Linked DNA regions of Homo sapiens: region 2 is linked to region 1. A link is a contact called in ENCODE Hi-C data. All regions are on one chromosome and are shown on one strand. Each heading gives the region's core, a stretch centred on a gene start or an enhancer-like site at or near the end of the contact. The rest is flanking DNA. Distances are from core to core; before and after follow the strand shown. Region 1 holds the start of SOX6 (SRY-box transcription factor 6). Region 2 overlaps SOX6 (SRY-box transcription factor 6).

The links. Hi-C counts contacts between places; a loop is a spot of excess contacts on that map. Pooled maps may share reads with other maps.
Region 2: a map of gastrocnemius medialis shows a loop between it and region 1 (3-fold over the local background). The contact joins the enhancer-like site here to the promoter of SOX6 in region 1. A Hi-C loop is called at or near these places in 5 of 168 maps with a recorded cell type or tissue (Caco-2, K562, gastrocnemius medialis and 2 more) and 5 of 50 pooled maps.

What each region holds. Positions count from the first base shown.
Region 1 is chr11:16,354,255-16,358,381 of GRCh38, reverse strand. SOX6 (SRY-box transcription factor 6) reads left to right here and starts at 1,836. Exons shown (of 16, transcript NM_001367873.1): 1 at 1,836-2,288. RefSeq lists an enhancer at 838-2,151.
Region 2 is chr11:16,184,746-16,188,522 of GRCh38, reverse strand. SOX6 (SRY-box transcription factor 6) reads left to right here. Exons shown (of 16, transcript NM_001367873.1): 5 at 1,568-1,740. Among named protein-coding and RNA genes, the nearest start is that of SOX6, 170 kb to the left of the region's middle. Within about 2 kb of position 1,727, at least 2 of the 41 ENCODE cell types and tissues checked have a DNase peak (open chromatin) inside an H3K27ac peak, as active enhancers do; they include gastrocnemius medialis, where a contact is called at or near this core.

The sequences.
Region 1 (4,127 bases), core at 587-3,086:
TTGAGAATTTTCTTGTAAAATATATTTTTAAGGTAAAACAATGTAATGATTTGTCCTGGCATTCTATAATTTTGAAAGTCGTTGATGGCAGGAGAATGGCAGAGTGGAAGGATGTCTCCTAGTTATAGTTTTATTAGTAATGTGCTGATGTTTAATGGTTTATCAGGACTGAATTTATTTGAAAAGAAAACCATCTAATGTGGTCAGAGTCATCTTTTGTTCACTATGGCTCTGGCCCTTTTTGGGGAGTAAATCAGCTTTTTATGTATACATTCTGCATGGGAGCTGTAATAAGTGAGCACATGTTGCAAATGCTGTGACCTTCAGTCAACTAGAGAAAGATACCTCTTCTAATCAAAGGCAAAAGCCACGATCTTTCTTGTTGTAACTTACTGTTGACACAAGAAAGGCCAGAGAGATTGACATCAATCTCTATAGAAACCATTAACCAATGCTGAATAAATCTGCAGCATTGAATCCATATGCATGCTTGCTTTTATTATTCTTGACCTATGGGCACACTTCAGCATTTTGTGGGCTTTGTTTTAAAAGGAATGTTTAAAATGTAGCTAGTTATTATGGGATTTCGTTGGTGAAATAAATTGTTTGGGTAGTCTAAATAAAAGAATCCGTATTATTTTGCATCTACTAAGCATTATTTGTTTAGGTGTGGCTTGGTTTGATTCCAGATTAACACACAGCGAAGGCTGTCACTTTAGCTGGGTGTAGCAAAAACCAAGTAGTTTTATACATGTTTTCCAAATGATGTGCAAGCAATGTGTCATTTGATTCTAATTGTGACTTTATTGGCTTGTGGTCCCTCTTTTTTATTCTTTAAAGCATTAACAATGACTGTGTTGGCTGAAAAGACATACGTCTTTAAGAATTCCATGGATGCCCAAAACTCAGTTGGTTATAAGTACTAACAATTGCCGACCGTACGCATAGCAGAAATAGGCTCTGTAAATCAGAGCTTCAGTGCTCTGGGCCCCTCTTCCTTAATTCTCCCGCACAGAAATCGTATTTCTAGTTGAGGAGGGTGAGAAAACAAAAATGCTTTTCATTTCATTCTGTGCTGTACATTTTCCAGTCTGGGTGACTAAAGCTGGCCAGGGTGCCTATTTTTGGAAAGAGGAATTAAGATACTTTGGAGAAAGTAGTGCACTGTGTGCTGACATTCCAGATGGCCAAACTATAGTAGTACCAAGCCCAAGTTTTTGAGCCTTTCGTGCCAATGATGACCTCATGAGGTCCAGCCTGGAGAAATAGAGACATAGTTCTCCAACAATGATGAAGAATGGCTTCTTCCTTTCATATTTCTATTGAGTGATCTCCAGTGTCCTCCTCTTTTCCTGTCTCTGACAAAATTAGCCTTTTATAATTAACAATTGTTAGTTTTTTGGCTTGTCTTTCAGACTTCTCTTAGAGTCCCTTTCACCCCATCTACTTATTGTATCCTCTCTACCAAACAGAAAAACTTGTGATATTTTTCTCTTTGGCATTCCTGTCTTTTCCTAGCAGGCTTTTTTAATGGGGACTGTGGGAGATTTTACACTTGATTTGTTGAATCTGAACTCTTTGCTGTAAACTCTCACCACACAGAAGAAACTATCTTTATAAATGACAGAATGGACCTGGCCTGAATGGCGCTTTGTTTACTGTTTTCCTAAAAGGGGCCCCTCTATATTTCATCTGTCAAAGTTGCTTTTCTTTCTTTCAACAATGCTTGATTGTTTTCACAAAAATTCAGGTTCCATAGACAGGAGAATTCTGTATTATATTTTCCTGCCAAATTCCGATCTCTGTTTTCCTTCCCCTGTGCTCACAAAGGGCTCATAACTTACTGTCAACTGTGAGGCAAACCACAAAGCTCCACTGTTGCTCAGCAAATAGGCTCTATTGGATGATGGCTTGACTAGCTTGTAAAGTTTGCTTAACTGTAGCAGCAGTGGCAGAAGGTATGTGGGGTACTGTATCTCCCAACAGGCCAAGAGATTTCACTTCTTTCATTTACTTTTATGTTTTTAACTCCTTTAATTGTTGAACAAAGTTAACAGTGTTTTGTTTAGCAAATTAGATGTTGCTTAAAGTTATGGCTACAATTGGTAGCCTGAGACTTGGCAGAGATTAATTAGCTGTGGGGTTGGGTTTTTTTTTTTTTTGGTTGGCAGTCAGAGGTTTCTTGTGATTTGGGAAGGTGTCAAAGGTGTTATGCCCTCAAGTTCTGAAGTTCTGGCTGATGTGGTAAGAGAAAGCCGGATTGAAGAGTGGAAGAGCAGCCACTTCATGTGAGTGATTTGTGCTTCCTTTAGCTGTCACAGGTCTTGGCTGTATTACTTTACCTTTTAATTTTTCTAACTTCAAAGCCTACCTGATTGGGTGGGATGATGGCTTGTTAAGAAAAGCTTATGTTATGGTAATAAGGTAATAACTTGAAAAGCATTTTTGCATGACATTTGTAATCTTGCTAGGGAATTGCAACAGACTATTTAAAAACAGATTTGGTTTTCCTGAGGGTTGAATATGCATACCTTTATTTGTAGCATCTCGTAGATTTTTAACATGTGATTATTTTTTCTGTATAATCTAAGGTCCTGAGTACTATTATCTATGAGGAATCATAGATTCCCTACATGAATCTTTTCAATAAAATCAATCTTTCCAATATACACGGCTAGTTTCTAATATATGCTGCATCTGATAAGGTATTTTATGCACTATGGTAAAAGATGTTTTTACTAATGAAAATATTTAATCATAATAAACATTTCAAAGAAACACAACTGACAAGCAGACCACTGGGTAATTGCTGATGTGTTTTTAGTAAAAACTTAAAATTATTAATGTTCATAAGCTGCTATAACTAAGCAAGACTGGTATTACATTGAGATTTATAGTATTTAATGCTATAACTATGTATTGAAAGTATTATTTATATAAAACTATAGTAAATTAAATTGATGATTGGCAAGTGCATTAAAAATAGTGCTTTATCAATGCTTTTCAATTTACTCCTTTTTATTCTGCGATACATTTCTTTTGAATTTTTCTGAGTAACACACACCTTGAATTTGTTTTCCATCATGCCTGTCAAAGTTCAAAATATTAATTTGTTTCTTTCCTTATCCAGCTTTCCTAGATACCTTATTGTTTGTGAGTTTGGTCTTTAGGCAAGTTTATCTTGATGATGGAACTTTCAGCTTCAAATTGTGGAAATAGTGATCTCAAACTACACATGGAATAGTGTGTCATTGTTCTAAGCTGTGGTACAGTTAATAATACCTATTTTGTGATAATGAATTGACCAGAATACCAAACAGTTAGTCTAGCAAATCTATGACTCCTCAAGTTGATTTTCTAAAGTGAATTGTGAGAGGAGAATTTTAAGGTAAGCTGCTTTCAATCAGCTCATGAGAATGTGCTGGGGTTCTTTAGCACACTAGTAGCAACTTGATTTTAGACCTGATTTAGAAATAAAAAAAAATTGTGTGAAACAAGTAACATTTTGGAACATTTAGTGTTGGGCCAGGGGACAAGAAAATAATCAGGCTTTGAAAGGTATTCATGTATTTCATAGGATAGGGTAGCTCAGACTTTTTATTTATTGTCAAGTTAATTTAAGCTCTGGTAGCAATTTTAGTATACTGCAAGGCTGCTTCTGTTTAAAAATTAATTCTGAGCAAATGGGTTACAGTCTCCAAATACTTGGACCGTTTTAGTTGAAAATCAAGGAAAGAGGTTAATAATAGGTGGTTTGAATAGGCACCTACAGCTCAGGACTCTATTGTCCTTAGGAATACAGTTATCAGCAGCAGATGCTGTAGGCTTTGGTCTTCCCTGTGTAAAAAGTGATTCCCTCCTGTCCATACCCCTTTTGAGAAACAGTAACAATATATTTTTACCCTGTGCTTTTTATTTTCTTGGCATGGTTCTTGTCATTAGTTCACTCAGCACTGGGTCACGAGTATATTGGGACTGGAAAACTTATATTCCGTGGAATTTTTATTTATTGTGATGTGTAAAAATTCAGAATCTTTTTCTTTAAGGATTTTTATTTGTTTTTGTTTGAGTCAAACCATTTTTCTGTCAAGTTTTCTTTAAAGAAAGTTAGCATTTGTTTCATAACT
Region 2 (3,777 bases), core at 478-2,977, 170 kb after region 1:
TTCTTTTTGGGAACCTGCTTTTGTATTTTGGAAGTTCTGGATCAATAAATTCTTCCTTTTACCAAGATGAAATTCCCATTGCTGAAGTAAAAACCCATTTTCTTTTAATAAATTCCAGGATCTAGAAGGAGTAGCTGGCGACTAGCCTTGATACAGTATTTGTTTCCTTATCAGTGGAATACACTTTCTAACAACTTTATTTTTCCTTTAATTTTGATTTTAGGCCATCATTGAGCTCAGTAAATCTGAGGATATAAGAGATACTGACAGCTTTTCTTTTTTTTTTTTTTTTTGGACCTGAGTTGACATTAAGAATCCCACGATAGTCCTAAATGTGGTAGCTTCTCTGTTGATGTCAGTCCTACCTTTCAGAAATCATATACTAACAAGTGCTAGCCTGCATCCTCTGAAGTTTCTCTTTCTCCTTTGGGCTACTTTAAAAATAAGGCCACTCATAATTAAAATATTTTCTGGGATTGTAATGGTGCTTTCTTAGTAGGAATGAGGGGGTTTCATAAGGAGGTTGGAAGTCTCTCCTTCTGCACACACAAAAATTGGCAATCTTTGTCCCCTTTGACAGCTGGTGGCATTTTTCTGAAAAGCTTTCAAATCACAGATCATTTCTTCATAATGAAATCTGTGTGGTTCAGATACAGTGGGTTGAAATTCTTATCTTATGCTGCGGTAAAATGCTCTAATTTAGATTCACAAAAGGATTCTGTACCGTTTACTTAGGAGAGCTGTGCAATTTGCCCATAAAAAGACTGTTCAGCACCATTAGTGCATACCATAAGTGTTCAGCGACATCATATTCATTAAACAGCATATCCTTATGCATAACCTTTTCAACCTTGAATGTGTTTTTTTCTCTTTGAAAAATGACAAATGACAAAGGGGTGATAGAGCCCCCCAAGCAACACTGTTGCCTTTACAGATGAACTTGGGAATTTTACTTGATCCTTTCTCAGGAAAAAAAAAAATCACATTCAATCTTTTCTCACCTGAGGCAGTTTTAATTCTCTCTGTAGTATTCTCTCTATGGCCAAGAGATTGACTGCTAACTTCTAAACTTCAGTGACATATCTTTGTACAATAGAAAATTTTGTGAGGGTAAGGATCAGAAACTTCCTCAAGTAACTTTTATTAAGCACCTACTATGTCTTAGATACTGTTAGTCACTGAGCTTAGAGGTGATTATAGAATATTAATATAATCTATAGTTTCTGATCTTTCATATTAAATATCATGGATTTCCTAGCTTAATCAGATAGATTGGGGGCAAAAAGGAGAAAATGGGGTAAGTCTGCTTTTTTTAGAGCAAGAGGGGAGAGTGAGTGAGAATTTTACCAGTGACAATACTTTCTCTTGGCAGGAACAGTGAGGAACCCTAGCTTTCATTCCACTGCTGTAATTACTCTCTGGTGTTCCTGTACCCTCAATGGCCTCCAGTCATTGTCCCAGATCTTTAAATGTCTTAGGATAGTCCCTTTCTAAATTCTGCCCTCCTTTCCCTTATTCGTCCAGGTATTTCTCAAGCTTGTGAGATCTCTTCTTGCTTCCATTTTAGGTACACCTGAGAGCCTGGCAGAAAAAGAACGGCAGCTCTCCACCATGATTACCCAGCTGATCAGTTTACGGGAGCAGCTACTGGCAGCGCATGATGAACAGAAAAAACTGGCAGCGTCACAAATTGAGAAACAACGGCAGCAAATGGACCTTGCTCGCCAACAGCAAGAACAGGTGAGCCCTGCAAAAGGCACTGACGAACTGGAGATGTGGAATGTGCCAGGCTCAGAGAGTAATCAAATTGATTGGCTTATTTGTTGTAAGCTTTCCTAAAAAATAAAAATAAAAATAAGAAAAGATGGAAAAAAAAAACAAAGCCTTCTGGAAATCTAGGGTCTTCAAGAATTTTGAGGGAATATGTGTACAAAAAAGGCATCATAGCAACTGGGCATAACTAAAATGATACATTGTTTCAGGTTTGGATTTGATTAATGATTTGGGGATGCTTATTCATATAGACATCACATATAATCCCTCTGTAGCTTCACTATGAGTAAGTGACTTTTCTCTGGGCCTTATTTTCCTCCCAGAAAAAGGGGGTTCTGTTCCAGAAAAACTTTGGGAATCTTTTAGCTCATTGGTGCAATGATTTTCTTCAGGTTTAAAGTCCAAAGAGGTGACCATACATTTCAGTTTTCCCCAGATAGCCCTGGTATAATGCCTGTTTTCTAGAGTAATAATACCCTGCCTCCTTTTACTTGTGAAAGTTTTCTTGGTTTGGATGATACATCACATGGTCACTATTTATAGCATAGGTAAGTCATTGAATACAAATTAGTACATCGTTCCTAAAAGTATTTGACCTGATTGACTTAGAATTGAGAATGAAGAAAAAATAGCAAAGTTTAAATGTATGTCTTTTAAAAATAAATCACTTTCCCAAATGTTTTTTCTTGTCTCATAAGAGTACATTAATCTAACAATGATCCTATAGAGTAGTCCCTGATGCTTTAGATCAGACAGATCTAAATTAATGTGCAGTTTTTAGGAATCTGACATTATTACTGGAATTATCTTTTCAGTTAAATGTATTTTATAGGAGTATATAGAGCAATATATGCTCTGTTGATTTTAATGAGTTGTGATGTCTGGTATTTTATATGCTTGAATATTTGCCCACATGTAGGAATATGGACTCAGCCCCTAATGGAAAATAACATAAAGGAACACTGTAAAAAATCAGAAGTTAGAATGTCATTTAGCCATCCAGAGATGACACAGTAATTAACTATTGACACTTGTGAATAAGCTAGCACAAATTAATCTTGACACATTTGCAGACGAGTGATATCTTACAGTGAACACTTTGTAATTATATTTCAAAATGAAAATTAAATGACACTTAAAACTAGGTTGTCATGCTCAATGAAGCGAGCATGTAGCTCAACCTATTGGCAAATAAAATTCAGAATTTGAGCCACATGGCGCTTATGTACCATACTTCACTGTGTCAAACCCATACGTCTAGAGTGGATGATAGTAATTGCACTGTGGTGTTTTGGATGCATTTCTATGCAGCACTTTATCATTTAGGAGGGACCATCAATATTAGATGCCTAGTGGCATTTCACTGGTTTGCTAAGAAGAAATAAATATTCAGAGGATCCAGCATCTATACCTAGAGCTGCAGAATGAGTTGTACATTTCTGATTTGAATATCCACAAGCAGAGTGGGCCATCCCAACCTGATTAAATACTATTTCCACTTTAAGTATAAAGCTCTGACAAGGAGGAGTCTCATTTCTCACACTGTAGTCTACATTAGGGGCAGCTTTATCATGGCTTCCAGTAGGAACCAGTTGTCATCCAAAATCAGAAAGCAACATTTAGAAGCAGACTGCTATTTTGTCATCTTGTGCTGAATGAAATATAATTTGGGCACTACCCCCTGCATAGGCTAAAACATTAAAAAGGCTTGGGAAGTATATAGCTTGGAACTGATTTACACTCATTTTCACTTCCAACATAACCCATTCTAGAATACTGGCTTTGGAAGTAGGAAGAAATAGGAAGAAAAGACACTCTTGACAAAAAGGCACTACTAAACAAAGTCCTGAGTGCTCTCTGGCTGCTTTTCTCTCTGGCTTCCTAGGTTGGCAGTGAGTGTGTTCTCACTAAGGATCATCTCTCTGGACTTCGAGCTGTAGCAGCTCAGCTTTTGAGTCAATAGTGGCCTGATGCCTGACTCATACTTCATAGTAAACACTATTA